Linked DNA regions of Homo sapiens: region 2 is linked to region 1. A link is a loop called in an ENCODE intact Hi-C map of the cell type or tissue named here. Cell type or tissue: mammary epithelial cell. All regions are shown on one strand. Links, peaks and the distances in the headings refer to the core of each region. The heading gives the core; the rest is flanking DNA. Region 1 holds the start of LCAL1 (lung cancer associated lncRNA 1). Region 2 overlaps LOC100506851 (a long non-coding RNA gene).

Region 1 (15,853 bases), core at 245-2,744:
CTAACTACCTCTCTGTAGTTAAATGTAATTGCAGTTTTCCAGCAAAGAATTTGTGGAGAATTAAAATGAAAAGAAATAAAGGCTTGGGGAAAATAGCAACAAATGGATGGAAAATATGAAATTAATTATCTCTATCTGAAAAATCTGTTTCTTATAAAGAATTAGAGATCTGTTGCACTTCAGAATTATTTACATTTGAGAAAAGTTCTCGCCGTCAGTGGAAGAACATTACATGAAGAGGTATCTTTGGGCACATGAGCCATCTAACATAGAGTTAGAAGAGTCCAAAGAGCTCATCCTGCCTGGTCGTCTGTGTCTAACCAGATGACTACCTCAACTACTTGAAATAAAGTGGTTCTTGTCTACTTTGCAAGATGTTTTTTCTTTTCCTTTTTTCTTCTAAAAATAAGCAAACAACAAAACAGAGGGTCAAGATCTGTTTCTCTCTTTGATTCCTAAGATTTGTTTAAAGAAAACTTTGTTTCAGAAATTACATATTTCAGACACAGTTTTAGGTCTATTTTGTTCTATTCCACATAATATCGATACTAAGACAATGATTGGGCCAGCAGCATTTTACTAAAGTTTTCCCAACGACATTAACCAATCAATTAAATAATTAATTTTTTTTGAGACAGAGTCTTGCTCTGTCACCCAGGCTGGAGTACAGTGGCACAATCTCAGCTCACCGCAATCTCCACCTCCTAGGTTCAAGTGATTCTTATGCCTCAGCATCCTGAGTAGTTAGGACTACAGGCATGTGCCACCATGCCTGGCTAATTTTTGCATTTTTAGTAGAGATGGGGTTTCACCATGTTGGCCAGGCTGGTCTCAAACTCCTGGCCTCAAACAATCCTCCTGCCTTGGCCTTCCAAAGTGCTGGGATTACAAATGTGAGCCACCACATTCAGCTCAGACATTAATTTAGCTTGATATATATATATGGATTAATTAAAGGAGGATTAGTCAGAATAGAAAGCACTGAAAAAGGAAAATTACAGAAGAAAATCTGAGTGGTGCTCATTCAGTTGCCATCCAGAGGAAAAGGAATCTTAGTTGTCAGGCCTGAACTACTCAGATCACATTGAGCATCTTATGTCTGTTTTGAGAACAGTATATCAGGATGACTTAGCTTGTAGTCATTAAACTTGAAATTTAATTGGTCCCTTGTTCTGATTCAACACTCAGGTTCCAACTGAGGTACGAGGGGAGTCGGTGGGCAAGTGGTTGGTAGCTGAAAAAACACTCAAAGAATTGTAGACAGTTTCAACATGGCTTTACTCTCTCTCTGGGCACAAGCGAGCCATATGTGCAGCATCAGCAAGGTATACCTTTTACAGACAATAGTGGCTCTGAGCCAAACACGAGCTCATGTGAGTTGTTACCTAATGTGCCTCATGTGGTGTGGTTACATAACGAGCAAGGTTGTGTGCTTGCACTCCAAACCCACTGAGTCATGCTGCACCAGAAGGCTGCCTCAGCCTACTCCTGACTAAAGCACAGCCATTTCCCTTACACTACACCCCCTAGGCTGAGGGCGTCCTCCAGGCAGGGACACATGCCTATATGGCGGAGCCCTGAGTCCATAACCCACAACAACAATACAGAGAGCAACAGCTCACTACTAGGATCTCAGCTATGATACTTATGACTATTAGGGCCCAATGTACGCCAGAACCTAGGGATGCTCACCATCTCTGCAGGGGGTTGACAGTGAGGCTCTCAGTCACCTTAATCTCCTGGAAGACCCCTTTGCAGGGCTGCTGTTATGTTCTGCTGATTGTCAGGGATAAGGTACAACATTGTGTTCCTAAAAGGGCACAGGTGGCTCCTTGGGCAGCAGTTATGTCTAAGGCCACTTGGTTTTGCAACACCACTTTTTGATCTGATCAACCTCATTCATTAACAGGAGGAGGGACACTCAGGTGTAATTCAGAGCCTGAGCGGTGTGCTCCGCAAGAGCAGTAAATTGTGCTTCTACAGTTTTGACACCTGCTCCAGGGATAGTCATTGCCAAAGGGTAGAAACACCAGGGGGCTCATCACATTCGCAAAAACTGAGAGCACAGTGCCTCCCAGTTATACAGGCATCTGGGCAATGTGGGGAGAACAGTAGCAGGTACATAAGGCCACCCCCAGATACAACATCCACTCCAGTTTGCTGATAGGAAAGGCTACTGTGTCCTCATAGACCCATAAGCTCCCAAGAGGCAAAAAGTCCATTGGGGTCCGACCTTGGTGAGGCCACTTGTTCCACCATACCTTCAGTGTGGTGACACATGTTATGTTTGCACAGGCCGTGACAGGTACCCATCCTGTTACCCCAATGTTGCTCTGTGCACTGCAATGCCTGGGCTTGGGCTACTACATGTTCCCCTACTAGCCAGCCCCACTCATCACGAATGCTACGGTCCAGCCATGGGTCTTGCTGTGTCCTTTGTCCAAAGCTTGCCACATTGTGTTCCAGGCATCAGCCATGGGATCTCAAGTCTCCAGGCATGTCCAGTTCTCTGCAGACACGGGATGTATGTGTCAGGGAAAGCTGTCTGCAGCTGCTGCTGGAAAGGCAGTGCAGGTCCAACAGTTGGAAACATTGGTCACCTCAGCATAGGTGTGGGGTCAGTCCACAATGCAATTGGAGCATGTTAACCTACGGTTGAAATGACAGAGCAGGCACAGGTACTAACAGAGGTAAATCACATCCCTCAGGCAAAATATAGGCTAACTTTCCATCCCTGGATAACAATGCAGCCACCAAGGGCTTTTGCCCTGGGTGATGGTACCACACCTTCTCAAATCTCCATGGTTCCTTTGAATCCTGTATCCATGCCAAAGTCACAGCGTAGCTCATAATAGGCCCATCAGATAGTACATATGTCCCTCAGAGGAGGGCTCCTTCCCTGGCTGTTCCTCTACAAACAGTCAACCTTGGAAGCCATGTATTGAACACTCAAAAAGTGACATGCAAGTCATACTGTAGGCCCTCCCCACAGGGAGCTATGATGGCCAACCACCAGCAGTGGAGAGCTTGGAGGGTCCATGGCCACAGCCAGGTTTTCTGTTCCCCTGCCTTCAGGGTTGTTGGGGCAGGCAACAACAGGTTACCATTTGTCCCCATACCTGATCGGAGGAGGTCATCCTTGGTATGTATCTCCAATTGAATGGGGGTGGTGGCCTAGTGAAACAAAGCCTCCACTGGGGCCGGGCCACCTTTCTGTGGCCATTCATTTAAGGTTTGGAGCACCAGGTCCAGCCTGGAACTCCAGCTCCGCAAAGACAGGGGTTTGACATGCAAGCGTAATCCATTCTTCAAGATCCCATTATATCATTCAATAATACCTCAGCTTGTGGGCTGTATGGCACATGGAATCCCCACTTTATGTCCATTTGCTGTGCCCATCATTGTACCTGTTGTCCAGTGAAATGTGTTCCCCTATCACTCTCAATGGCCAGAGGACAACCATACAGGGAACATAAGTGTTGCAGGGCCTGGATGGTGTTCTGTTGGTTGGCCACCCTGCAAGGGTAGGTGAACAACAGGCCTGTGGCCATGTCTACAGCCGTTAGTGCATGCGTATACCCTCGCGACTTTGGCAGCGGCCCGATGTAGTCTACTTCCCACCTGGTCAAGGGCACTCACCCTATTGTTACTTGTTGTATAACACCGGGCAGCTGCCTCTTTTTAGGATATGTCTGAACACATGCCAGGCATTTCTGACAAGCCTCACAAATGTCTTGCTTGGGAAGGGACAGACCCCAACACTTATTGAATTGTTGCATCAGTTTACCCCCTGCATGTCCCAGTTTCCGGTGTAGCCACAAGGTCACATCTTGTGTTGGTGCTGACTCTGACCATCTGACCTTAGCCAAGGCATCTGCCTCATCATTACTAGGGGTGGCCAAAGGCATATGGCCTGACACATGATAAATAGTTACCTCTTTTTGATGACCTATTTCCCAAAGGTCTTGCCATATGGCTTGGCCTCAAATGGGTCTGTGGCTCACTAGCCAATTCTGTATTTTCCAAGTAGTTAACCACAAGGTTAAGCCTCAGTAGACTGCCCAGCTATCAGTACAGATTACCACAGGTGTCACCTCCTTGGTGATCACCATCCACACTGCTCTGAGTTCAGCCCATTGGCTACTTTGTCCGCACCCAGTTTCAAACCATATGGTGTCAGTACTAGGTTGGACTGCAACAGTGGTCCAGGCAGCAGTAGCACCTCATCTACTGTGTACCATGCCCCCTCAGGAATCCTGGGATGCCCTTCCTTAAATGGTGAAGACTCAGGATCTAGGGGTGCCTCAGGCCGCATGGCCTTATCTTGCATTAGGACTACACGTCCCAAGACCTCTTGCAACTCTGCTGCTATGGGACTTGTACTCAGCTTACTCCACTGCTGCAAGGAGTTGCCCCATTTTGCCAAAGTGGACATCTGTGCTATCCCACTCCAGGTGGTCATTACACATAGACGCATCCATCCTGTTATTGGGTAAGTTGTCCATATGATGACTGCAGCCTGTCCTGTCATGCTCTCATGAGCCCGAAGGCCAGCATATACAGCTGCTAGCTGTTTCTCTATCAATGAATACCGGAGTTCAGCTCCTTTCCATAGTTGGGACCAAAAGCCTACTGGCATTCTTAGGCGCTCTGTGCATTGCCACAAGCCTCAACCAAAACCGTCTGTGGCCACATGCACCTCCAGCTCAAACAGGTGCCCCTGGTTAATTACTTGTAGGGCTTGTGGCTGCTGAATAGCGCACCTGGCTGCCAGTAAGGCAGTCTCAGCCACACCATCCCAGTCCCAGGCAAGAGAGGCATTACTGCTTCTAAATCTGCAAGAGAATCAGAGGTTAACATAATATCATCAATGAGATTATGACATATGGTGCAGCTGTGCATATAGCCCTGTGGCAACACTGTGAAAATCCATTGTCGCTGTCCCATAAAGGTAAAGTATTCCTGGCTCTCTGGAAAAGAATGCATTAGCCAAGTCTACCACATAGTGGTATTGTTCCAATTCCATCATCGAGCAGTCTATCAAATCCATGATAGATGAGACAGCTGCCAAACCTTGTGAAACACTCACCCCCAGAATGTATTCAGGAGAGACATACACAGCGCATAAGCAGGGAGCCAAACGGTGATGCCAAGGTATAGAGATACAGGTTTCACTTTCACTGACCAGCTGCCATAACTGTCAATGTAAGCAGGTTTGCCAAGAAACTTATCCGGGTTCCCATAAACAAGGCTGCAATCTGTGCCAGTATCCACCAGCACCCGCTGTACATCGGTGGGGGACTGGTGGATCACTAATTCCACATGTGGCCTCCAGTCATTTAGTGTCCCCGCAAGCTGGGCACCTTGGCCAGTTCCCTAATCAAGCAAAAAAGGCTCTACATTTCCACTTGGCTGCAGCAAGTCATCTTTGAACTGAAGCGCCTGGGTGGGACCAGGTTACACAGCAATGTCCTTCTCCCCCTTGGGCATTTTCTGGAATTGCTCCTCCAGAGACAACTGTCTCCACAAAGTTAAAAGCACTTCATTGGGTTGCTTATCAATTTTCTCTCAGTCAACCCGGCCAAAATAAAATCTATACATGTCTGTGAGTGTGTCACTCGTTGGCGCCCCCTTTTTACCATGGGGGGACCCCCTGTGGGTGGGGCATCTTCCCCTTCTTTACAGCATGGACCCCTCGGTCCTGCCGATGGCCTTCTGCTTCCCTGAGAGTCACCATAGCAGTGGTCACTTCATGTATGTGGTACCCTATGTACAGGTTGAGGACAGTAGCTAGGGAGTCAAAGGCACTCAGGGGTGCAGAACCCAACACAAGATTCTCCCATGTGGTAGCTGAAGCATTCATCTCCTGGTCCCTGGGTATTCAGGTCAAACATAGCCTGCCGCATACCCGTCTCCCGAATGACTTGCACCAAATCACATAGACTGGTATTTACTCACGGTTTGGGTATTTCACCAGCGTTGTTCCACACAGTCTGTATGGCTGTCCATAGCCACTCAATCAGGATGTGATCACTTTGCCCTTGTGCCAACTGCTTGTTCACCTGCAACCACTGACAGAGGGAGGGGTGAGTCGTGATAGAGGCCAGCTTTTCCATCTCAGAGGCAGAACAGGAGATACTATCTGCTCTCTTGTCTCACAAATGAAGCATCCAGGCAGGTAGACATTCCCCTGGATGCTGGCGGCACTGCTTGCCTAATTCCCACAACTCAGTTGGGGTATAGGCAGTATATGAAGTATGTTGCATTACGGTGGGTGGGGGGGGGTCCCTGAGCCTTCTCTTGGGGCCCCAACAGCTGTTCATGATCTACCTTCTGGTGGACCACTGGGTGAGCCCACAACAAGAGTTCTTCTTTCTCTGTATCAGACCAAGTGGGGATCTCTGGCTGAGACAATGGACCCATGCCTACATTCACAGCAGCCTCTAATTCCTTTTCCAAGCTCTGTAGCTGGGTTTCCAGGTGCCCCACCTCTGCCTGAAGGGCGCTTACCTGCACTGCATCCCTCAGGGACTGGGTGTGTGCTTCTCATAGCACAGTCAAAATGCCCATCCAACTCTACCAGCAAAAGCTCACTCCTTCTCAGTGCTCTGTGCTTCCAGCAGCTTCAGAGCCTTCTCCATGCTTGCAGGGGACCCATCTATCGCCACCCAGGTTTCCACCAAAGCCCATCCAAACAGCACAGCTGCTACCAGGTACCACAACCCACGCTGCAGCCTCATGGCCGACCCGGAATCAGGGGGGACCAAAGGGTCACTCACCTCAGGATCCTGTTCATGAGCCCAATTGTCATGTTCTAACTGAGATCTGAGGGGAGTGGGTGGGCAAGTGGCAGGTAGCTGGAAAAACACTCAAGGAATCGTAGATAGTTTCGACATGGCTTTATTCTCTCTCTGGGCACAAGTGAGCCATATGTACAGCATCAGCAAGGTAGTTGTACCTTTTACAGACAATAGTGGCTCTGAGCCAAGCATGAACTCATGTGAGTACTTACCTAATACACCTCACATGACGTGGTTACGTAATGTGTGGGGGTTGTACACCTGCGCTCCAAATGTGCTAAGTCATGCTGTGCTGGAAGTCCCAGCCTACTCTTGACTAAAGCACAGCCATTCCCCTTATGAATATGTATCAAGATAACTTCTATTATTAATATTTGAATTTCCATGCAGTGCTGCCTGCAACAAGAAAATAAACATTACTCCAAACAAAGAATAAAATTCTAAATTGGAGTCTTACCTAGAACTTAAATGTAGGGGAGAGCAACCTCCAGAAATTCTTTTGGCTCTGGGTGGTGCATGGGAAACAGCTGATACCAGTCCCACTCCCTAACTGTAACTGATGGTTCCAAAGCTCCCCACCTGGCTGGGGGCATGTGCAAATGTGCCTCAGGGAACCAAACACTAAACTACTCAGCCATTAAGTCTCTTTCAGTCATTACTCTCTTTCAGGGAGTACACCTCTGAGGTGCCCCTAGAGTGGGTGAGTGCCCAGAGTTGGTGAATCCTACAGATGAGGAAACACAGTTCTAGCAATTACTGAGAACAGATGTGCCTCTCAGTCTTAGAAGGATTGAGTCCTCCCAATGATTGAGATTCTCTACCTATAAAGTCACCAGACAGGATCTGCAAAGGGAGGGGTCCATATTAATTTCAGATACGTGTGACGGTATGTCTGAAAGAGACCTAGAATCTATTTTTTTCATCCTTAAGATTTTATACCTTTATTTTTTTATTTTTTATTTATTTTTATTTTTTGAGACAGTTTCACTCTTGTTGCCCAGGCTGAAGTTCAATGGCATGATCTTGGCTCACTTCAACCTCTGCCTCCCGGGTTCAAGCAATTCTCCTGCCTCAGCCTCCTGAGTAGCTGGGATTACAGGTGCCCGCCACCACACCCAGCTAGTTTTTGTATTTTTAGTAGAGATGGGGTTTTACCACATTGACCAGGCTGGTCTTGAACTCCTGACCTCAGGTGATCCAGCCACCTCGGCCTCCCAAAGTGCTAGGATTACAGGTGTGAGCCACCATGCCTGGTCTTTATACCTTTATTAATTTTAAAATTTTAAACTTTTTTAATTTAAAATTTTATACTTTTAAAATTAGATTTTTAATTTTAAATCTCTTATTATGGGCAGGGGAGGGGGGTTGTTTGTTGGGAGAGTATTTGCCATTAATAAAGGTGGATTAGCTGGGAACTTCTGAATGGATCTGTTTCAATTCCCTGACAAACAGGTGTTGATTTACTTCTACACTTACCGTCCTCCTACCAAGATGCATGCTTTCTGTTTAAACATATGGTCACACTTTGATGTTTTTTTGGCTTTCACTTATTTATTTTCATTTATATCCTGTCAGAGTTAACTATCTCCAGGGAATATTGGTAGTGTGTTCAATGGAGAGCTAGAGAATGGCTCTGGAGAAAGATGTGTTTAATTAAATTAAAAATTCGCTAACACATGCCTGTGTAAAAGGGGACCAGGTAATGCAGACTGCTTCTTGCTGAAACAAATTTGGGACAATTTAAATCTGTTTCTACTTAGGGCCAGTATATTATAGTTATTTATTCTGCTTACTGTTCTGGGGTTGATATCAGTAAAGAGGGAGAAGGAAAGCCAAGAAAGAGAAAGGAAAAGAAGACTGCACATGCCCATGTCAGAATGTATGATATATTCATTTAAACTGCACTATATAAAACTATAGAGGTATCAGAAGTGTCTGATGAATTAACAAATGCATCGATACCTTTTCAGCATCTAATTATTATGTGGTCTTAATATTTTTTTTTAAAGTTTGACACAAAAAATTATTATAATGCTCAATTTCTTGATAGCAAACCACACTGGTAACCACACTGGTAATCAGGTATAAATTGAAACTCTTGTCATTCAAGTCTGATGGATGCTACGGTGTGCTGCCCAGATACCACCTTCAGCAGGAGACTCTTAGTACCACAGCTGTCCCAAGTGTTGAGGATTGCTGATGGCACGGCTGAGTTTCTTCTCAGGGAACAGCCTATGACTGGTTCACAGCTCTCCATGGAATAGGATAGATACTAGCCACTATTGTAGCAGTACCACAGTTTAACTCTCCCCAAACTAGTCCTCCACCTCTTACTTTCTTACAGGTGTTGTTCCTGAGAGCACTCCCCAATAAACCTTGGCCACGCATAATATCTCTACCTTGCAGTCTATCTAGAGAACCTAAGCTGAGACGGAAGCATAGGTACATTTGATAACATTTAAATTTTTTGTATGTGCATTTTTAAGTGAGATGGGTCTAGCATAGCCTGTGAGGCTTTGGAAACAAAATTAATCTGGCTTCTAAATTGAGGGGATTTTTCCCTTTTTCTTCCAATGGCCTGGAAATGTTTGAATAACATTGGAATCATCTGTTCTTTAAAAATTAAACCCATCTGGTCTTTGTGCCTTTTTTCATGATAGATTCTTAATCACCAGCCCAACATCTTCTACAGTGATTGTCAATTTAAGGTAATTTATATTTTGTTAGGAAATCATTCACTTCCTCTGTGTTTTCAAATTTGTAGCCATGGAATTGCAAGCAGCAACCTCTTATAATTCTTTGAATCATGTCTGTATCTATGTTTTTGTTTCCTTCTCGTTTGTAACCTTGCATATGTTTGCAAGTGACCTCTTGTGCTTGCCATGTGCATTCTCTCTTTAATCAGGTTCACAGAGAGTTTATCTACTTTATTGGTCTCAAAAAAATAAAAATAAAAACAGCTTTCGGATTTATTTATCCCTTCTGCTTTATTTTGGCTTGTTTTGGTTTTCTACTTTATTAATTTCAGCTTCTATTCATATTAAGCCAATCCTTTTTAGTTTCTTTCATCATTCGTTTCCCAATTTCTGGTGATTCGTTTTTTCTCTTTTACCTTTAATAACAAAGACATTTAAAGCAATAAGTTCATTTTGAGTGTAGATTTTGCTGTTCCACTTCATTGCTTTCTCAGTAGTTGGTAATTTCACATTTTATTTTTTATTTTTTTGATTAATCGATTAACTTTCCAAAAGTTAAAACTTTTATAATTTACACTTCATTTTATTGAAGTGTGATTAGGAAAATAACCCTAAAAACACACATTTTTCTTTATTTTATTTTTGGCAACTTTAATTTGTCAAGGTTTCCTTTTTGGCCAAATACAGGATTAATTTTGTAAATGTTTCTTGAATCAATGGGAGAAATACAGTAAATTGAATTTACTGATTTGTATACTAGATGTATTTAACTCTGGGAGACATATGTTTAATTCTCTAATTGTATCAAGTTCTCCTTGCATTTTTCATATTTTTGCTTTACATGCATACTTTGGAAATAAGCATTATGTCTAAAAACAGCAAGGTATGTACCTTAATTTAAAAATACTTTATTGCTAAAAAATTCTAACCATCATCTGTTCCTTCAGTGAGTTGTAATCTTTTTGCTGGTGGAGGGTCTTGCCTCCATGTTGATGGCTGCTGACTGATCAGGATGGTGGTTGCTAAAGGCTGGGGTGGCTGTGGCAATTTCTTGAAATAGGACAACAGTGAAGTTTGCTGCATCATTTGACTCTTCTTTTCATGAAAGATTTCTCTAGCATGTAATGCTGTTTGATAGCAGTTTACCCACAATAGCACTTCTTTCAAAATTGGAATCAATCCTCTCAAACCCTGCCATTGCTTTATCAACTAAGTTCATGTAATATTCTAAGTCCTTTGTTGTTATTTCAACAATGTTCACAGCATCTTCACCAGGAGATCTTGTCTCAAGAAACTACTTTCTTTGGTTATCTATAAAAAGCAACTCCTCATTCATTCAAGTTTTATCACAAGATTACAGCAATTCAGTCAAATCTTCAGGCCTCACTTCTAATTTTAGTTCTTTTGCTATTTCCATCACATCTCTAGCTGCTACCTCCACTGAGTCTGGAACCCCTCAAAATCATCCATGAGGGGTGTTGGAATCAACTTCTTCCAAACTCCTGTTAATTTGATATTTTGACTTCTACCTATGAATCACGAATATTCTCTTTTTTTTTTTTTTTGAGACAGGGTCTCACTCTGTCCCTCAGGCTAGAGTCCAGTGATGTGATCTCAGCTCACTGCAAATTTTGCCTCCCAGGCTCAAGTGATCCCACCACCTCAGCCCCTCAAGTATCTGGGATTACAGGTATGCACAACCACACCTGCCTAATTTTTAATAGACATGGGGTTTTGCCATGTTGCCCAGGCTGGTTTTGAACTCCTGAGCTCAAGCAATCTGCCCACCTCAGCCTTCCAAAGTGGAATTACAAGCATGAGCCACTGCACCCTGCCACGAATGTTCTCAATGGCATTTAGAATGGTGAATCCTTTCCAGGAGGTTTTCAATGTGCTTTGCCCATATTCATCAGAGGAATCACTATGTATGGCAGCTATAGCCTTATAAAATGTATTTCTTAAAGAATAAGACTTGAGAATTAGAACTACCCTTTGATCTGTGGGGTACAGAATGAATGTTGTGTTAGCAGGCATGAAAACAACATTAATCTCCATGTACATCTCCATCAGAACTTTTGGGTGATCAAGTGTCTTGCCAACGAGCAGTAATATTTTGAAAAGAATCTTATTTTCTGAGCAATAGGTCTCAACAGTGAGCTTAAAATATTCAGTAAACCTTGCTGTAAACAGATGTGCTGCCATCCAGGCTCTGTTGCTCCATTGATACAACCCAGGCCAAGTAGATTTATCATAATTGTTAAGGGCTATAGGATTTTTGGAATAGCAAATAAGAATTGGCTCCCACTTATAGTCACCAGCTATATTAGCTCTTAACAAGAGTCAGCCTATCCTTCAAAGCTTTGAAGCCAGGCACTGACTTTTCTCCTCTAGCTATGAAAGTCCTAGATGGTGTCTTCTTCCAAGAGGAGGCTGTTTTATCTACATTGAAAGTTGTTGTTGTTTAGTGGAGCCACCTTCATCAATGATCTTAGCCAGATCTTCTGGATAACTTGCTGCAGCTTCTCCATCAGCACTCTCTGCTTCACCTTGCACTTTTATGTTATGGAAATATCTTCTTTCCTTGAACCTCATGAACCAACCTGCGCTAGCTTACAACTTTTCTTCTGCAGCCTTTTCACCTCTCTTAACCATCACAGAATTGAAGAAAGTTAGGGACTTGTTCTGGATTAGGTTTTGGTTTAAAGGAAAGTTGTAGCGGTTTGATCTTCTGTCCAGACCACTTGAATTGTCTCTATTACGGCAATAAAGTGGTTTCACTTTATCACTCATGTATTCACTGCAATAGCACTTTTAATTTCCTTCACTAACTTTTCCTTTGCATTCACAACTTGGCTGACTGTTACAAGAGGCCTAGCTTTTGGGCTATCTGGGCTGTCAACATGCCCTCCTCACTAAGCTTAATCATTTCTAACTTTTGATTTAAGGTGAGAGAAGTGAGATGCTTCCTTTTGCATAAACACTTAGAGGCTATTGTAGGGTTATTAATTAACCTATTTTCAAATTATTGTTTATTTCAGGGAATAGGAGGGCCTGAGGAGAGGCAAAGAGACAGGGAAAGTGCTGTTCAGCGTCACATGGGCATGGTTTGTGGTGCCCCAAAACAATTAAAATAACCTCAAAGATCTCTGATCACAGATCACAACAGATATAAAGTTAGCAAGATTGTGAGAATTACCAAATGTGACACAGACATGAAATGAGCACATGCTGTTGGAAGAATGGTGTGGACAGACTAGCTTGCTTCAGGGTTACAACAAAACTTAAAGAGAAGTACAATAAAACAGATATGCCTGTATATTTTTGCTGCCATATTATGTGAGGCAGATCTCCACTGAAGTTTTGGGACTGATTGTGAAGTTTGGGACTGATTGTGAAGAATGCTTAAATATTAAGCATTCTTGTTCCTATAAACCACTTGTCACATTTGTCATTCCACACTTGAAAATTTCTCACTGTACATTCTCTGAAGCTTCTGTCAGGCTGTTCTGGCCCTTCTTTTATTGTCTGCACTTTCTTTACCTCTTCTTGTGCAGTGTTGGCCTGCACCCTCAAAATCTTATTCTCTTTGACTGGTTAATAACTTTTGCTTCATTTGCTCCTTCCCAACCATGCTTGGGACATCTTCATTTTTCTCATTTTGTCTTCTCTCCAGGTAATTTTTCTGCAGACCAAAACCTAATGTCACCATCATACTGAAACTCTTTTTTTTAAATTTTATTATTATTATACTTTAAGTTTTAGGGTACCTGAGCACAACATGCAGGTTTGTTACATATGTATACATGTGCCATGTTGGTGTGCTGCACCTATTAACTCGTCATTTAGCATCAGGTATATCTCCTGATTCTATACCTCCCCCCTCCCCCCACCCCACAACAGTCCCCGGTGTGTGATGTTCCCCTTCCTGTGTCCACGTGTTCTCATTGTTCAATTCCCACCTATGAGTGAGAATATGCGGTGTTTGGTTTTGTGTCCTTGCGATAGTTTGCTGAGAATGACGGTTTCCAGATTCATCCATGTCCCTACAAAGGACATGAACTCATCCTTTTTTATGGCTGCATAGGATTCCATGGTGTATATGTGCCACATTTTCTTAATCCACTCTATCACTGTTGGACATTTGGGTTGGTTCCAAGTCTTTGCTATTGTGAATAGTGCCGCAATAAACATATGTGTGCATATGTTTTTATAGCAGCATGATTTATAATCCTTTGGGTATATACCCAGTAATGGGATGGCTGGGTCAAATGGTATTTCTGGTTCTAGATCCCTGAGGAATCACCACACTGTCTTCCACATGGTTGAACTAGTTTACAGTCCCACCAACAGTGTAAAAGTGTGCCTATTTCTCCACATCCTCTCCAGCACCTGTTATTTCCTGACTTTTTAATGATCGCCATTCTAACTGGTGTGAGATGGTATTTCATTGTGGTTTTGATTTGCATTTCTCTGATGGCCAGTGATGATGAGCATTTTTTCATGTGTCTTTTGGCTGCATAAATGTCTTCTTTTGAGAAGTGTCTGTTCACATCGTCTGCCCACTTTTTGATGGGGTTGTTTGTTTGTTTCTTGTAAATTTGTTTGAGTTCTTTGTAGATTCTGGATATTAGCCCTTTGTCAGATGAATAGATTGCAAAAATTTTCTCCCATTCTGTAGGTTGCCTTTTCACTCTGATGCTAGTTTCTTTTGCTGTGCAGAAGCTCTTTCATTTAATTAGATCCCATTTGTCAATTTTGGCTTTTGTTGCCATTGCTTTTGGTGTTTTAGACATGACGTGCTTGCCCATGCCGATGTCCTGAATGGTAATGCCTAGGTTTTCTTCTAGGGTTTTTACGGTTTTAGGTCTAACATGTAAGTCTTTAATCCATCTTGAATTAATTTTTGTATAAGGTGTAAGGAAGGGATCCAGTTTCAGCTTTCTACATATGGCTAGCCAGTTTTCCCAGCACCATTTATTAAATAGTGCTTGTTTTTGTCAGGTTTGTCATTACTTGTTTTTGTCAGGTTTGTCAAAGATCAGATAGTTGTAGATATGCGGCATTATTTCTGAGGGCTCTGTTCTGTCCCATTGGTCTATATCTCTGTTTTGGTACCAGTACCATGCTGTTTTGGTTACTGTAGCCTTGTAGTATAGTTTGAAGGCAGGTAGTGTGATGCCTCCAGCTTTGTTCTTTTGGCTTAGGATTGACTTGGCAATGCGGGCTCTTTTTTGGTTCCATATGAACTTTAAAGTAGTTTTTTCCAATTCTGTGAAGAAAGTCATTGCTAGCTTGATGGGGATGGCATTGAATCTATAAATTACCTTGGGCAGTCTGGCCATTTTTACGATATTGATTCTTCCTACCCATGAGCATGGAATGTTCTTCCATTTGTTTGTATCCTCTTTTATTTCCTTGAGCAGTGGTTTGTAGTTCTCCTTGAAGAGGTCCCTCACATCCCTTGTAAGTTGGATTCCTAAGTATTTTATTCTCTTTGAAGCAATTGTGAATGAGAGTTTACTCATGATTTGGCTCTCTGTTTGTGTGTTATTGGTGTGTAAGAATACTTGTGATTTTTGCACATTGATTTTGTATCCTGAGACTTTGCTGAAGTTGCTTATCAGCTTAAGGAGATTTTGGGCTGAGATGATGGGGTTTTCTAAATATACAGTCATGTCATCTGCAGACAGGGATAATTTGACTTCCTCTTTTCCTAGTTGAATGCCCTTTATTTCCTTCTCCTGCCTGATTGCCCTGGCCAGAACTTCCAACCCTATGTTGAATAGGAGTGGTGAGAGAGGGCATCCCTGTCTTGTGCCAGTTTTCAAAGGGAATGCTTCCAGTTTTTGTCCATTCAGTATGATATTGGCTGTGGGTTTGTCATAGAGAGCTCTTATTATTTTGAGATACAACCCATCAATACCTAATTTATTGAGAGTTTTTAGCATGAAGGGCTGTTGAATTTTGTCAAAGGCCTTTTCTGCATCTATTGAGATAATCATGTGGTTTTTGTCATTGGTTCTGTTTATATGCTGGATTACGTTTATTGATTTGTGTATGTTGAACCAGCCATGCATCCCAGGGATGAAGCCCACTTGATCATGGTGGATAAGCTTTTTGATATGCTGCTGGATTCGGTTTGCCAGTATTTTATTGAGGATTTTTGCATCAATGTTCATCAAGGATATTTGTCTAAAATTCTCCTTTTTTGTTGTGTCTCTGCCAGGCTTTGGTATAAGGATGATGCTGGCTTCATAAAATGAGTTAGGGAGGAGAGGATTCCCTCTTTTTCTATTGATTGGAATAGTTTCAGAAGGAATGGTACCAGCTCCTCCTGGTACCTCTGGTAGAATTCGG
Region 2 (15,853 bases), core at 5,360-7,859, 150 kb after region 1:
CAGCCTCCCTGTAACTGGGATTACAGGTGCCCGCCACTACGCCCTGCTAATTTTTTGGATTTTTAGTAGAGACAGCGTTTCACCATGTTAGCCAGGATGGTCTTGATCTCCTGACCTCGTGTTCTGCCAGCCTTGGCCTCCCAAAGTGCTGGGATTACAGGTGTGAGCCACCACGCCCGGCCCATGACTGGTATTTTCAATAGTAATTTTGAATCTGTCTTATCTGTTTACTTTAAAAACAAACCCTTGCCAAAAAAATGTGACTTTATTGTATTTGATTTTGCTGTAGAGAAAAAAAACCAAGGGTTGCAGAGTAGCAGACTGTTGCTCAATGTAAAGGAGAACTCCTAATAAGAGAGCTGCCCAAAGTCAGACTGGTAGTCTAGGAGGGCAATGTGTTTCCTTTTCCAATTCAACGTGACCTGGGATGAAGCACTGCATTCAGAGGGATGTTGAATTGAAAGTCCTTCAAAGTCCTTCCAACTAAACACTTTATGAGCATATGAATGTAAGTTCACCAGGAGGTCAGGGAGGCAAGAAACTAAAATTAGAAGGAGTTTTAGCAGAGGGGTCTTCCTAATGGAGGAGGTCATTAGGGCTTGCTTTGAAGGGCTGCTAGGTTTTTTAGAAGGGTTGAGTAAAAGGCATCATTTTGGGTGGGAAAAACATGATGTCAAAGGTGTGGAAGAGGCTGGTCAGGTGCAGGAGAAGGAAGAGGGCAGTTGATGCTGGTGGGGGAAAGCTATATGATAGAAAGAGCCCCTGGAGAAAGAGTAGGATTGAACTGTGTTTGAGGCTATGGTGAGCTAAGCAAAAACCTGACAGCTGTTCATGTATTATCTGATAAACCTGACAGTTGCCTAAGGACATATGAACTCAGGAGCAGCTCTGAAGTGCAAGGAGGTGAAAGAGCTGTGTGCTGTGTTACAGCTTCTTCTCCAGGCTGAGGAACTGGGTCTTGCCTAACTACAAGGGGATAGCTGCCAATCAGAACTTCCAGTATATCCAAGGCCGAGTAACCTTCTTTTAGGTGTCTCTCTGCCTTGTCTATACTGAGATGCAAGGGCAGCAAGAAAATCTGTAAACATCCTATTAAAGCCAGAACATGACATTTTAAGAACTTTCATTTCACCACAGAGGTGAAAAAAGACTTTCAAAAATATCATAAAGATCCTTTGCTAGTGAACAAATAAGTACAGATCATTTATTAAGGAACTGAAACACTGAAAGCGAGCCAGACATGGAATTGTTTACAGAAAAATACCCTTGAAGTTATTATCCATTTTGTAACTACCATTATAACTATAATTTTAATATACATTATATATCCAAATTATAATACAAAACCATTACAGGATGGTTTACAGCAGTGTGCAGCTGGGAGTGACAGTATATCCTCTGGACTGAAAATGACCCATCTCTGATGTTACTGGACCCACTTGAGCCCTAGGGACAGAGCTGTGCATATTATGGCAAGTGGCCAAGGAAGTATCATGATGGTCCCATCAGCAACCCCAAAACTGTGATGGTTCTACGTAGTTTGCATATTTCTATGTTTCGGCATTATTGAGTTTCAACTGTATAAATCTGTATTTTCATTGTATTACTTAATGAGTACTTAATGAAAAGGGGAAAAAAGCAAAGAATACATTCAGAAAACAGTAGAACAAATTATGTTTCAATCAATTTGTACTTTTGTAATAAAGAGACCTCAAATCCTGAAATATTAACATACAACAGGCGAAGTTCCAAACATTCATCTACTGTCATCCACTTGTCTACGTGTGAGGATAACACTGGTTGTGAGCACAGAGGACTAATCATAAAACTCATCATTTGGGTAATGAGACCTTTAGTAGAATAAGATAACACTTCAGATTTATTCTGAAAAAGACAGAAGACTTTTTGGCTGGTGATACCCAGTGTTGTTTCTATGATATTACCTCCCACTGTAGACTATCACGCCTCTCCTTGGATCCAACCATATTTTTGGATTGACCTATAATTGACTTCGGATTTATTTCAAATAAAATTTCCAAGATATTGCCGTTTTCCCCTTTCTTTTTATTATTATTATTATTGTTATATTTTAAGTTTTAGGGTACATGTGCACAATGTGCAGGTTTGTTACATATGTATACATGTGCCATGCTGGTGTGCTGCACCCATTAACTCGTCATTTAGCATTAGGTATATCTCCTAAAGCTATCCCTCCCCCCTACCCCCACCCCACAACAGTCCCCAGAGTGTGATGTTCCCCTTCCTGCGTCCATGTGTTCTCATCGTTCAATTCCCACCTATGAGCGAGAATATGCGGTGTTTGGTTTTTTGTTCTTGTGATAGTTTACTGAGAATGATGATTTCCAATTTCATCCATGTCCCTACAAAGGACATGAACTCATCATTTTTTATGGCTGCATAGTATTCCACAGTGTATATGTGCCACATTTTCTTAAGCCAGTCTATCATTGTTGGACATTTGGGTTGGTTCCAAGTCTTTGCTACTGTTAATAGTGCCGCAATAAACATACGTGTGCATGTGTCTTTATAGCAGCATGATTTATAGTCCTTTGGGTATATACCCAGTAATGGGATGGCTGGGTCAAATGGTATTTCTAGTTCTAGATCCCTGAGGAATCGCCACACTGACTTCCACAATGGTTGAACTAGTTTACAGTCCCACCAACAGTGTAAAAGTGTTCCTATTTCTCCACATCCTCTCCAGCACCTGTTGTTTCCTGACTTTTTAATGATTGCCATTCTAACTGGTGTGAGATGGTATCTCATTGTGGTTTTGATTTGCATTTCTCTGATGGCCAGTGATGGTGAGCATTTTTTCATGTGTTTTTTGACTGCATAAATGTCTTCTTTTGAGAAGTGTCTGTTCATGTCCTTCACCCACTTTTTGATGGGGTTGTTTGTTTTTTTCTTGCAAATTTGTTTGAGTTCATTGTAGATTCTGGATATTAGCCCTTTGTCAGATGAGTAGGTTGTGAAAATTTTCTCCCATTTTGTAGGTTGCCTGTTCACTCTGATGGTAGTTTCTTTTGCTGTGCAGAAGTTCTTTAGTTTAATTAGATCCCATTTGTCAATTTTGGCTTTTGTTGCCATTGCTTTTGGTGTTTTAGACCTGAAGCCCTTGCCCATGCCTATGTCCTGAATGGTAATGCCTAGGTTTTTTTCTAGGGTTTTTATGGTTTTAGGTCTAACGTTTAAATCTTTAATCCATCTTGAATTAATTTTTGTATAATTCCTTGTGTAAGGAAGGGATCCAGTTTCAGCTTTCTACATATGGCTAGCCAGTTTTCCCAGCACCATTTATTAAATAGGGAATCCTTTCCCCATTGCTTGTTTTTCTCAGGTTTGTCAAAGATCAGATAGTTGTAGATATGTGGTGTTATTTCTGATGGCTCTGTTCTGTTCCATTGATCTGTATCTCTGTTTTGGTACCAGTACCATGCTGTTTTGGTTACTGTAGCCTTGTAGTATAGTTTGAAGTCAGGTAGCGTGATGCCTCCAGCTTTGTTCTTTTGGCTTACGATTGACTTGGCAATGTGGGATCTTTTTGGGTTCCATATGAACTTTAAAGCATTCTGTGAACAAAGTCATTGGTAGCTTGATGAGGATGGCATTGAATCTATAAATTACCTTGGGCAGTATGGCCATTTTCACGATATTGATTCTTCCTACTCATGAGCATGGAATGTTCTTCCATTTGTTTGTATCCTCTTTTATTTCATTGAGCAGTGGTTTGTAGTTATTGAAGAGGTCCTTCACGTCCCTTGTAAGTTGGATTCCTAGGTATTTTATTCTCTTTGAAGCAATTGTGAATGGGAGTTCACTCATGATTTGGCTCTCTGTTTGTCTGTTATTGGTGTATAAGAATGCTTGTGATTTTTGTACATTGATTTTGTATCCTGAGACTTTGCTGAAGTTGCTTATCAGCTTAAGGAGATTTTGGGCTGAGACAATGGGGTTTTCTAGATATATAATCATGTCATCTGCAAACAGGGACAATTTGACTTCCTCTTTTCCTAAATGAATACCCTTTCTTTCCTTCTCCTGCCTAATTGCCCTGGCCAGAACTTCCAACTCTATGTTGAATGGGAGTGGTGAGAGAGGTCATCCCTGTCTTGTGCCAGTTTTCAAAGGGAATGCTTCCAGTTTTTGTCCATTCAGTATGATATTGGCTGTGGGTTTGTCATAGATAGCTCTCATTATTTTGAGATATGTCCCATCAATACCTAATTTATTGAGAGTTTTTAGCATGAAGGTTGTTGAATTTTGTCAAAGGCCTTTTCTGCATCTATTGAGATAATCATGTGGTTTTTGTCTTTGGTTCTGTTTATATGCTGGATTACATTTATTGATTTGCGTATATTGAACCAGCCTTGCATCCCAGGGATGAAGCCCACTTGATCATGGTGGATAAGCTTTTTGATGTGCTGCTGGATTCGGTTTGCCAGTATTTTATTGAGGATTTTTGCATCAATGTTCATCAAGGATATTGGTCTAAGATTCTCTTTTTTGGTTGTGTCTCTGCCAGGCTTTGGTATCAGGATGTTGCTGGCCTCATAAAATGAGTTAGGGAGGATTCCCTCTTTTTCTATTGGTTGGAATAGTTTCAGAAGGAATGGTACCAGTTCCTCCTTGTACCTCTGTTAGAATTCAGCTGTGAATCCATCTGGTCCTGGACTCTTTTTGGTTGGTAAGCTATTGATTATTGCCACAGTTTCAGAGCCTGTTATTGGTCTATTCAGAGATTCAACTTCTTCCTGGTTTAGTCTTGGGAGTGTGTATGTGTTGAGGAATTTATTCATTTCTTCTAGATTTTCTAGTTTATTTGCATAGAGGTGTTTGTAGTATTCTCTGATGGTAGTTTGTATTTCTGTGGAATCGGTGGTGATATCCCCGTTATCATTTTTTATTGCGTCTATTTGATTCTTCTCTTTTTTCTTCTTTATTAGTCTTGCTAGCGGTCTATCAATTTTGTTGATCCTTTCAAAAAACCAGCTCCTGGATTCATTAATTTTTTGAAGGGTTTTTTGTGTCTCTATTTCCTTCAGTTCTGCTCTGATTTTAGTTATTTCTTGCCTTCCGCTAGCTTTTGAATGTGTTTGCTCTTGCTTTTCTAGTTCTTTTAATTGTGATGTTAGAGTGTCAATTTTGGATCTTTCCTGCTTACTCTTGTGGGCATTTAGTGCTATAAATTTCCCTCTACACACTGCTTTGAAAGTGTCCCAGAGATTCTGGTATGTTGTGTCTTTGCTCTCGTTGATTTCAAAGAACATCTTTATTTCTGCCTTCATTTCGTTATGCACCCAGTAGTCATTCAGGAACAGGTTGCTCAGTTCCATCTGAGCTTTGAAGAGAGCAGTGGTTCTCCCAGCACGCAGCTGGAGATCTGAGAACAGGCAGACTGCCTCCTCAAGTGGGTCCCTGACCCCTGACCCCCGAGCAGCCTAACTGGGAGGCACCCCCCAGTAGGGGCAGACTGACACCTCACACGGCCGGGTACTCCTCTCAGACAAAACTTCCAGAGGAACGATCAGACAGCAGCATTCGCGGTTCAAGAAAATCCGCTGTTCTGCAGCCACCACTGCTGGTACTCAGGCAAACAGGGTCTGGAGTGGACCTCTAGCAAACTCCAACAGACCTGCAGCTGAGGGTCCTGTCTGTTAGAAGGAAAACTAACACACAGAAAGGACATCCACACCAAAAACCCATCTGTACCTCACCATCATCAAAAACCAAAAGTAGATAAAACCACAAAGATGGGGAAAAAACAGAGCAGAAAAACTGGAAATTCTAAAAAGCAGAGTGCCTCTCCTCCTCCAAAGGAATGCAGCTCCTCACCAGCAATGGAACAAAGCTGGATGGAGAATGACTTTGACGAGTTGAGAGAGGAAGGCTTCAGACGATCAAACTACTCCGAGCTACGGGAGGAAATTCAAACCAAAGGCAAAGAAGTTGAAAACATCCCCTTTCTTAAGTGTATACACAGGTGGGATTTAGATGGGATGAGGGAGGAGGGGACACTTAAATCAAGGGAACAGCCTGAGTAATGGCAATATATTCATGTATGAGAGAAGTAATAAGGAGAGTAGCCAGACTACAGCAGACAATTTCTCCTAGAGGGGGATTGTGGGAGGTTAAGGAGGAATCTTCTGGTGGCACAATCTTATAGAATAGTGGGTGTGCTCGGTTGTAGAGTGATGGGTGGGTGCCAAAGAGATGTGGAGGAGAAGAAGGTGGCAAAGCTCACAGGTGGGTCTCTCCACTGTGGAGAGAACTGGGTTGCTATCCTGAGTGCAAAGTCAGGAAGCAGTACACAAAACCACCCTTACTTCTGACACCAAATGCAATTCCAGGGTTTCTGGAGACCACTCTCAGTTTCCATAGTTCACTAGAAGGACTCACAGAACTCACTGAAAGCTGTTATATTCATGGTTTTGATTTATCACAGTGAAAGGTTACAGAATCAAATCAGTCAAGGGAAGTGATACATAGGGCAGTGTCCAGAAAAGTCCCCAACAAAGAACTGATTGTTCTCTTCCAGCATATTGTGGACAGCATTAGCTTTCCCAGTAACATTGTGAGGCAATATGCACAAAGTACTGCCAACCAGGGAAGCTCACCCACGGCTTGGTGCCCAGAGTTTTTATTGGGACTCAGTCACACAGACCTGGTTGATCACCCATGTGTTCGACCTCAGTCTCCAGCCCCACCAAAAGCACATTATTAGACTGCTGGCGTGGCCCAAGTCCCTCAGGTAGACAAAGATATGACATTCTAAGGGGTTAGAGAGTACCTCCCAGGGCCCAAGGAAAAAGCCAGGCTTCTCTTTGGGTATGGGCAATTTATTACTATACCCTGAGGTAACATATTTTGTTCTTCATTTTGTCCCCTTTTTCTTTTCTTCTTCTTCTCATTTCTGTCCTTTTCCAAAATTTTTAAGGTATATATCTATGCCCAAACAGTCTATGCCCAGAAGACCCTCTCCTCTGCTGCTGTCCAGTCACTGTCATAGTGACTGGGTTCTATGTACTGAGAACAGGGTCAGTGGCGTCTCTTCATTCTAAGTTTGACAAACGCCGCAGAGTATGCTGGGAAAATTTCCTGGTGCCAGGACCCTGGAGAATGTTATTTGCAAGACAGTTTCCTCCTCAAGTTGAAAAAATACACAAACAAATACAAGTCACGTCAGAAACCAAGTACTAAAAGTCTGAATCCCATGGCAGCATAGGGATTGCCCCTTTCCACTAGGGATAGAGCATGCTGAAGATTTATGCTGGGTCATATAGTCTCAAACAATGAGAGTTCTTAAAAATATTAAATTACCCTAAATAAATTGACTATGTGATTCAGGTAAGGCTGCCTCACAGCCTTAGAATAGGTCCTTTTAAAGCTCTCTCAGGTGTCTTTTTGTTTTATTTGAGATTCCTTTCTTTGCCACCCTGTTTCCTTCAGTGAATGCTCAGCCAGGGAAAGCCTTCTCAGAAAACGAGGAGATTTCACCACCTTGAGTCTTTGATCTTCCTTAATTATCTTTAGAGATTTCTATAAGAGTAGCCTGCCTTAATTTTTTTTTTTTATTCTTTGGAAACATCAGACTGGGTCCAGCTTTGGGCTTATGCCTACATTATAAATGCTAAAGGGCTTTATTTGCAAATAAATTACTTCCCACACACACTTGTCAAACTAAATCATAAGGCACAAAAATAAAAGGACTTGAATTGACAAAAATGATAATTATTCGCAAAGGGAAACCATTTCAAATGTGTTCCTACTTACCCACACCTACTTTTTGATCTTTGGTCCAAAAACCCTCTTAAATTAAGCGTTTTGCTTTCAGTGCACTTATCTCAGAATTGTGGAATGAAATAAATAGGGAACATAAATGGCATTATTTTAAAATAATGCAATTTGTGTCTAGTATGGTCATGTGTGGTACTCTTACTTATTATGCTGAACTGTAATTTAAAATAGTTCATATCCTATATACTAAAAACTAACCCAGGGTTTTCTCCTACATTTTCAAAAATCATTATTATACATTCATATTGTCATTAACATTGATCATGCTGCCAGACAAGTGTTCTGCTTTATATATTTAATTAGATGTTTTATGTTTTATACTTGCACCTTGAGGTAATCTTAACATGAAGGGGACAATTTTGTAACTGCAAAAAAAAAAAAAAAAACCCAACACATATAATGAATAATATGTTTCCTGCTGCATAGAACTTTTAAAAGCCAAAATTCCTGCCTCAAAATGTTTTCAGGCTAAGGAAATTATTAGGAAAATTAAATGCTTTTAAAATGTCAAGAGTGAGTTAGTTCACTTATTTGGTTTGAGTTTTGGTTTGTTTGATGTATTCATGAAACCTGTTCTTATAGATGAGTCTATTTTTGCTGAAGAGAAATTATGAAGGTTTATTAAATAGGTTATTTGTAATCCTTAAAAAATTAAAGATAATGTAAGTGCCCCAAAATAGGAGGCTGGTTGCATAATGATGGAGCATCCATACAATGTGGCCCATAAAAGTCAGGATGTAAAATATTTAATGATATAGAAAAATGTTTACTATATGTTAAGTGAAAAAATAAGATTATAATGTAGTATGCACAGAATACTCCTTATTTGATTAAGAAAAAGTATGTATTCTATGAATAAATAATATATGTCAATATGCACAGAAAACACTGAAAGGATGTTCATACTAGGTTAATAGTGGTTCTCTTTACATAAATTAGGCATGGTTTGGAAGATCATAAATCATTAATTCTTAGAGACAAAGAAACTTTGAGATCACTTAATTCAGTTGCTCATTAACTCACCAGATAACTCATTCCATATACCGATTGATCCAAATATTTGGGAGTTTTTTCTTAACTTGTGTCTGCCTCCCTGTAATTTCCACTAGCTGATCCTATGTCTGCCCTCTGGAGCAGTGGGGAATAAATTCAATTCTTTATACATGACTGCTTCAACTATTTAAAGACAACTCCCAGTTCTTCCTAAATCTTTTTTTCTTCAGGGCGACAGTTTATTCAGTCTTTCTTTATGGTTTCCTGACTCCTCCCATGGCCCCACCATACTTACCTGGAGGCCCGGGAGTTGTTTGCATCCCTCTAAAATGAGTCATCCACAGTAGACCCTGCATTCCAAGTGTTCTTTGGCCAGATAGAAGCCAGTAAACCTCTTTGTTCCTTTGATCTCTGCGTAGCAAAAGCTGTCATTCATATCAACTTAAAGTTAACTAAAACTCTTTCAGGAAGTTTCTGCATAAGCAACTATTAAGAACCATCTGATCCAATCTGAGTTTATTCTATTAATTATTTGAATCCAAAGCAGGACCCATACAGCTACAACAATCTGTTTTTCAGCTTCTGGTCTTTATATTAATCCTTCATATGCCATATTTTACTTGTTTTAGTCCATATCTAAGTCTATCAAATACTGATATGTTTTAGGAAATAAAAAATCTATAACATTTAGTATGGAAAATAAGGACCAGTACAAAATGGCAAAACCAAGGAAAAAAAGAAATTCAATAATATCATATATAGTAGAGTGGTTAGTCAAGAAAAGGACATAAAATATGCTTGCTTTTTCCCTGACTTTTACAAGCAGGCCTCATTATTGGGCTTTCAGCCCTGTACCTACACAGAAGCACTCCCCAATGATATAGCTTGGACAGACCTCCCTACATTTTCCTCTTCATAATCCCATCCAATATTATGGCTTCAGCAATTATAGCTAATTTGTAAGTCCCAAAACTACATATTTGAGTCTGACTCTTGAATGAAATTCCAATGCCAATTTTCAGTTACTTCCTCTGTGTTCTCTACTTGGATGCTCATCTATGCATCTCTAAAAAAACTGAAGTCACCATACTCTCCAAAGTTATCCCTTCTCCTTTGGTTTCTAATCTGTTTGTAATAATTCTGTCCTTCTTGCTGGACAGCTTTGCATTTTAATCAATTAATTCATTCACTCATCAAATATCACTGGGCACCTAAAATCTGTCTTGCACCAATGACTATGTGCTGAGGATATGGTGGTGAATTAAAGTTCTTTCCCACATAGAGCCTCATTCTAGGCTACAAATTGTGTTATATAAGTGCAGTGATTTAAAATAAAATAAGAGAGAGAGCGTAAGAGTGTTTGCTTTCCACATTTAATAAGTCTCCAAGGCCTTTCCCTTCACTTTTAATGTCTCTGGTATTTATCCTTATTCCTCAGATCCCACACTATCCAAGTTCTGCTTTCAATGTGCCTCATTTGACAAATGGCAAAAATGTCTTGGTTTAACCCAGTTCATTTGAAAAAATATGTATTGAGCCCTTACCATATGCTGGGCGCTAGAATTGATACCGATCCCAAAATGATTTCTAAAAAATTTGCAATCTAGAAAGAGGGAGGAAACAAGCATCCAACCCACTTAAATACAAAACAAAATTGATAAACTCAGAAATTATACTCAACCAGCCATGGAAATTCACAAGATGGGGAGCTTCTGGAGAGGACTCAGTTAAAATGCTGCTTGAAGAATGGATGGGACCTTTACAATTTGCATTTGGGGAGGCAAAAGCACTCTCGGCAAAAGACTGGATGAGTCAAGAGAGGAATACCGAAAAGCACAAATGTCCGAATAATAGTGGGTGGTGCCATTTGCTGGGAGCTTAGGTTATTGGTAGAGGAAGCCGAGGTTAGGAAGGTAAACTGGGGCCATTCTGTGAAGAGTTTAAAAGGCTGGTTCAAGGAATTTGTATGTAATTCATTAAACTATGGAAACCTATTTTCTTCTCTTTGGAATGTGCATGACCTTTCTGTTAATCTGTTTGTTTATAAAACATGAGATAACTGCTTTCCACTAACCTAGGATATTGGCATACATGTTGGAACAGTACCTTATTATATGAAAGCTAAGTAAACATTGGTAGATGGTGGTATGAATGTATTTATGTCACAAAATTATGTTTCTGAGCTTTGGAGTATTTTAGGTTCCCATTATTTTGAAATTAGATAAAGGCTGCCAGTGAGACAATTTACAAAGTTCTATTCTCTTAACTTTAAATAATGAAGAAAAAAAAGCATTCTCCTTCAGCATTTATCAAAATTCAACAAACTGGCAGAGTCTAAAAAACACAACAAATGTGACCACAAAATTTTAGTAGAGTATCTTCAGATGTTAATGAATGTCTGAATGAAAATACCATAAATATGGTTTCTTCTAAATATATGTAAATAATTACCCATTTCTAGAATGAAACATTAGTTTCCAAAGAAGTAATTTGTCTTTCTAAACAAAAAAGACTGAATTGTTTAATTTAAATTTTGCATCAAGTTACAAAAGGAAATTCCCATTTGAACTGGTTTATTTCAAAAGCAAATAAACCAGTTGAGGTTTTCAAATATAGAATTATATGTATTGTGTTGATGACTTGTCATAACAAACAACATTCTGGTGTAACTTCTTATTCTGTACATGGACAATCTTCAAAGTATGGAATTGGTAACGAGTATAGTACTTTGTACTATATGGAGTAGATTTGAAACCCAATAAGATTTCAAAATTGGCCAATTTTACCAAGAAAACATGAAGAAAGGTTTCCATGGTTTCAGAGAATCAATAGTGCCCTCTAAAGGAAATCTATGTGAGGTACATTCAATATCTAGGTTTAATTCAGCACTTATTCCACGAAAATGCTACTTAATTGTAACTTATAATAATACAGATTAAAAATTACAAAAAGAATGCAGGCCAGCCCTCGTCATAAGTATCGCAAGTAGCTGTCTACACCAATGCTGGACTGGCTGGCAGAGCCACTTCGGTCCTAGTTGCTTTTGCCCCTTGTGAACTGTTGTTACCATCCTTATGGAAAGTTCCTAGAAAGGGAAAAGGGGATAATTTCCAAGTAGAGGATTAGACATCCTAGGATTTGGAGAGATTGGAACCCCAGAACAGATCCAAGTAGGTATCTTGGGAAAACGTGCTACACTGAAGAAAATATCTGCAGAATTAAATGCTGAGAAAGTCAGCTTTTGCCCAGGGCAATCGCTGAAAACCTGTGTAACGGGAAAGATAGACAAATTAGCTGAATTAGAAGAGGGCAGGCAGTGTAGCCTGGCTGAAACCTATGAGCATGAAAAGAAAAAGTGATATGAAACATTTATGGATTTTTATTTGTCCATCTAATTTTGTGGTTTATGGTTTTGCTTCTGTCCATTTTTCAAACACACACAGATCCATTCACAAATAGCTTGATAATGTCACAAGAAATATTGGGCAAAACCATATATTGCTATTGCCAATTAGGAGCAGAGCAAGTCTTGGCGATTACTATCTGCCTTACAGACATTAAAAAGTCAGTGAGTACAGAAGATTATTAACTCCAGATATTAATGGCTGCAGCAGAGTTACTGTCATAATGAGATGGTTGGGAATGAAAACACTTCATTTATTGTTACCAAAACTACACGTATAGAGCACTGTTTACATTTTTAAAACTTTTCCTCCAGAGTTCAGGTCCAGCTTTATCAGATAACAAAGATCACAGAGTAGGTCAGCACTTAGCATGTACACCTGTAGAAAACTTACCCTGAAATATTGGACAACTTACCCTGACATATTACTATACATATATCACTTCACCTGAGCCTCACAATAACTCATGGGGTTGGCAGAGCAGCTACTATAATAGCAGAGCAAGACAAAAAAAATCTTGTGGAGCATGAGTCATATTATGTGGGAAAATTAATTTTCCAATATCTATTTTTCTACTTATTGATTGGAATATTAAAACACTTGAAGATATACTAGGTTAAATGTTAATGGAAATAAAAAAATCTGCTAAGATGATACCGTGGCATCAACCACAGTCAGCAAGCTGTTCCCCAGCTTTTGGGACAATCCAGGTTAAATGGCACATTTCAGCAGAGAAGCTGTGGTAAGTAGAGCAAGGGGACAGCACTGCACCATCTTAATTAGATGTGACACATTAGTCTGAAGTAATCTGAGAATTAAAGCAAATAGAGCCATCTTTAGCAGGTTCCTCAAAATGAGACCAAAGCTACAAGTTGTGTCATCAGAGCAGAAGGACAGCAGGAGCTGCTGGAAGCAGCTGACTGTTATCACCACATCACATCGACTCACAGGCCTCCTAGGGTGTATTTGGAACTTCACAGGCTACAGTTCAAAGGGACTTTAAATGTTCGTTTAGGTTTTCCTTCCAATGGCTCTTAAAAGAGAAATCCCAGAGAGCAAAGATTCCTTTAAATCTCCAGGGCAGGAGGTAACACAAAACCCCTCCTCCTATAATTTATTATTTTTAGCTAAGAGGCTAATTTAAAGGAGGAGCCAAAGACGTGCTTGTAGGGAGTTTATCACCACCATAGCATGGCACAGTGGCTGGCTGGGCAGGAACCATAGGATTCCTTAGGTCTGACTGCCCTGTCTCCAGTGTGTAATGGAAGAGATATGTGCAGCATTCTCTCAGCATTTTCAGAATTCCCTTCTGGAACCAAGGCCCTGCTCAAGAACAGTGGCTCTAGATGAAGTTTGCTGCTCATAGGTGCTTCTGGATGAATAAGCAAGAACGTTTCTAGCCTGGGCAACAGACACAGCCTAGGTACAAGTGAGTGTTGGAGAAGCTGCCTTCAGTACCCTGGTCATCAGCCACAGCCCTGAGTCTGAGGAAGGGGCTGTTGTGTTCCTGCTGATGCCCACAAAAACTGAGGCTTATCACTGCCACAACCCAGCTCCACTTGTCCTGTTAGCTATTTTTATTATACTGTACTATATGGTCATCAGTACTTGGACACAGACAAAAATGGCACGGACAGAATTCCACGTGGTTAGGCAGGGCAAGTTATTAAAATCCCCAATTGGCTGCTAGCAAAACTAACAGAGGAGTTAAATAACTGGACCTGAGGACACTGCTAGCGAACAACCCTGTTTCCACCCTTTAAGCCAATGCTCTTCGCTTTTCGTCACTTACACACTTTACTTTGGGTCATGTGTCAATGAGGCAATCCAATAAAATAACAAACACTCAAGGGAGGAGAGCAGAAGTACTTCCCCTTAGACTCTCCTCTCTAAGGTCTTTCGGGAGATATCTTAAAATGGTCACTGTCTTCGTAAAAATTTTAGGCTGGAAAGGACAGAATTTTGTTGTGATTTTTAGGTTGACGAAAAGGAGTAAATGTACATCTTTTAGTGTCTCCCATGGGATGTTCAGAGTACATACCCACAGAATCTTTTGGGTGTTTATGAAAACTGGCCAGGATAACAGGGTTCTGCTACGTGTCAGGATGGGGGAGGGTGTTGCTGGGAGACAGGTCTTGAAGGGTACTACATTGATAAAGGAAAGTCATCTGTATGAAAACCCTCTGTCAAGGTGACTGCAGTTATTAAACTATGGAGTCATTCAGGATGTTTCCTGTGAACAATGGAGCAGTTATTCTCATAAATTTTAGTTTTATTTTACTAGATTTAAGCAGCATTTTGGTGTCCAGAAAAGCAGGAGCCCTGGGAAAGTTTTGAAGGTCTTGTGAGATAGGACAAGGAAATAATAGTCAATGGGGCTGTGTACCTAAATGAGCATTGGTCCAGAGTATTCATGGCAACAATAGCTTACTCGGTCTTCTGATAAAGAGAAAGAAACTAAATCCTGAAAAATATTTCTAGAGTCTTACTCATTACAGGGGCAATCAATGGTGTTAGAGAAACTTCAGCCCTAGTTTCTTCTGCCTACTGTGACCTGTTGTCACCATCCTTGTGGAAAATTCCTGGAAAGGGAAAAGGTGATGATTCATGACTAAAGGATTGAACATACTGAATTCTCAGAGATAGGAAACCCAGAAGTTAAGAAGTGTCATTTGGCCTCCATTAGTCTATTTAATCCCAGTAGCTTAAGGTTGTATTAATCAGGAAAACATACTTTTATGAGCATCAAAAATTGGAAAGCTAAAAACGACATTGCTGGAATGTAGGGTCCTGGAAACTATCTTCCTCCCATTTGGGGCATTTTTCTGCTGGCAACCAAGACTGTGGGGACCGGCAAATACAGTTTGCAGCTGCTTCAGGGGCAGCAGGAGCCAAACTCTGGACTCCGGTGTCCAGCGACTGTGGTGATGTTGGCTTTCTAATTCTGGTCTTTTATTGTCTGAGTTGTAGCTGGATGATGCATTCTTGAAGTCAGGTGGCCTCCTGATTGTAGTAGAAAAGTGATTCCCCTGTAGGTGGTCAGCCAGTGTTCTATGAATCACACCCAGAAGCCCAATGTAGAGCCTGCTCCTCCAGTTCTTCCAATTTCATAAGCACCTCACTCCTTGTATTAAATCCTTTCTGTTTAAAGTATCTAGAGGTTTCTGCCTTAGGTACTATGCTGTCTGATGCACAGAGTACTAGGAAAAACAAAAGAGACCTACACTAAACAAGTTCTGTTGATATTTTCATGTCAGTAATAAAGAAATAAAATCTAGGTAAACAAAGAATCTACTAAGGAGAAAAAATCCGAATTAAAGTTATCTGTAACACTTAATACCAAGAGAATTGGCATGGTATCAAATTTGGGAAAAGTGCATGTCCCTAAGATTTATAACCCATAGTTGCATAACACGGACTCTGAGAAGCTTGCAATAAAGAAGTATGCTTAATTTTGTTTGCCCAAGTGTTTCCTAAATTTATTTCAGAATGACAGTCATTATTTGGGAAATACTAATTTATTTAATTATGAGGGAAAAAGTACAGTGTCAATATAACTAAGAAAACATTTGAAACATCAAAAACAAAAGATTGGAATTTACTAAGTGAAGACAGATACAGAAAAAAAACCAGTAAGC

Evidence for each region. Peaks named below come from ENCODE experiments on the same cell type or tissue, not always from the same donor. Only the 100,000 strongest peaks of a DNase experiment are listed, where the experiment ranks them.
Region 2: it touches region 1 in a loop (3-fold over the local background); 5 of 110 quality-filtered maps call a loop at or near these places.

Annotation. Positions count from the first base shown.
Region 1 is chr6:79,306,410-79,322,262 of GRCh38, forward strand. LCAL1 (lung cancer associated lncRNA 1) reads right to left here and starts at 6,975. Exons shown (of 3, transcript NR_130915.1): 1 at 6,780-6,975; 2 at 5,959-6,071; 3 at 1,260-4,835. RefSeq lists an enhancer at 6,311-7,510. In mammary epithelial cell, for the core only: no CTCF peak of the experiment used is centred there; a DNase peak (open chromatin) is centred at 1,412; H3K27ac peaks cover 515 bases.
Region 2 is chr6:79,454,780-79,470,632 of GRCh38, forward strand. The region is part of intron 5 of LOC100506851 (a long non-coding RNA gene); the gene reads left to right. Among named protein-coding and RNA genes, the nearest start is that of LCA5, 75 kb to the right of the region's middle. RefSeq lists an enhancer at 8,993-9,287. In mammary epithelial cell, for the core only: no CTCF peak of the experiment used is centred there; a DNase peak (open chromatin) is centred at 6,572; H3K27ac peaks cover 311 bases.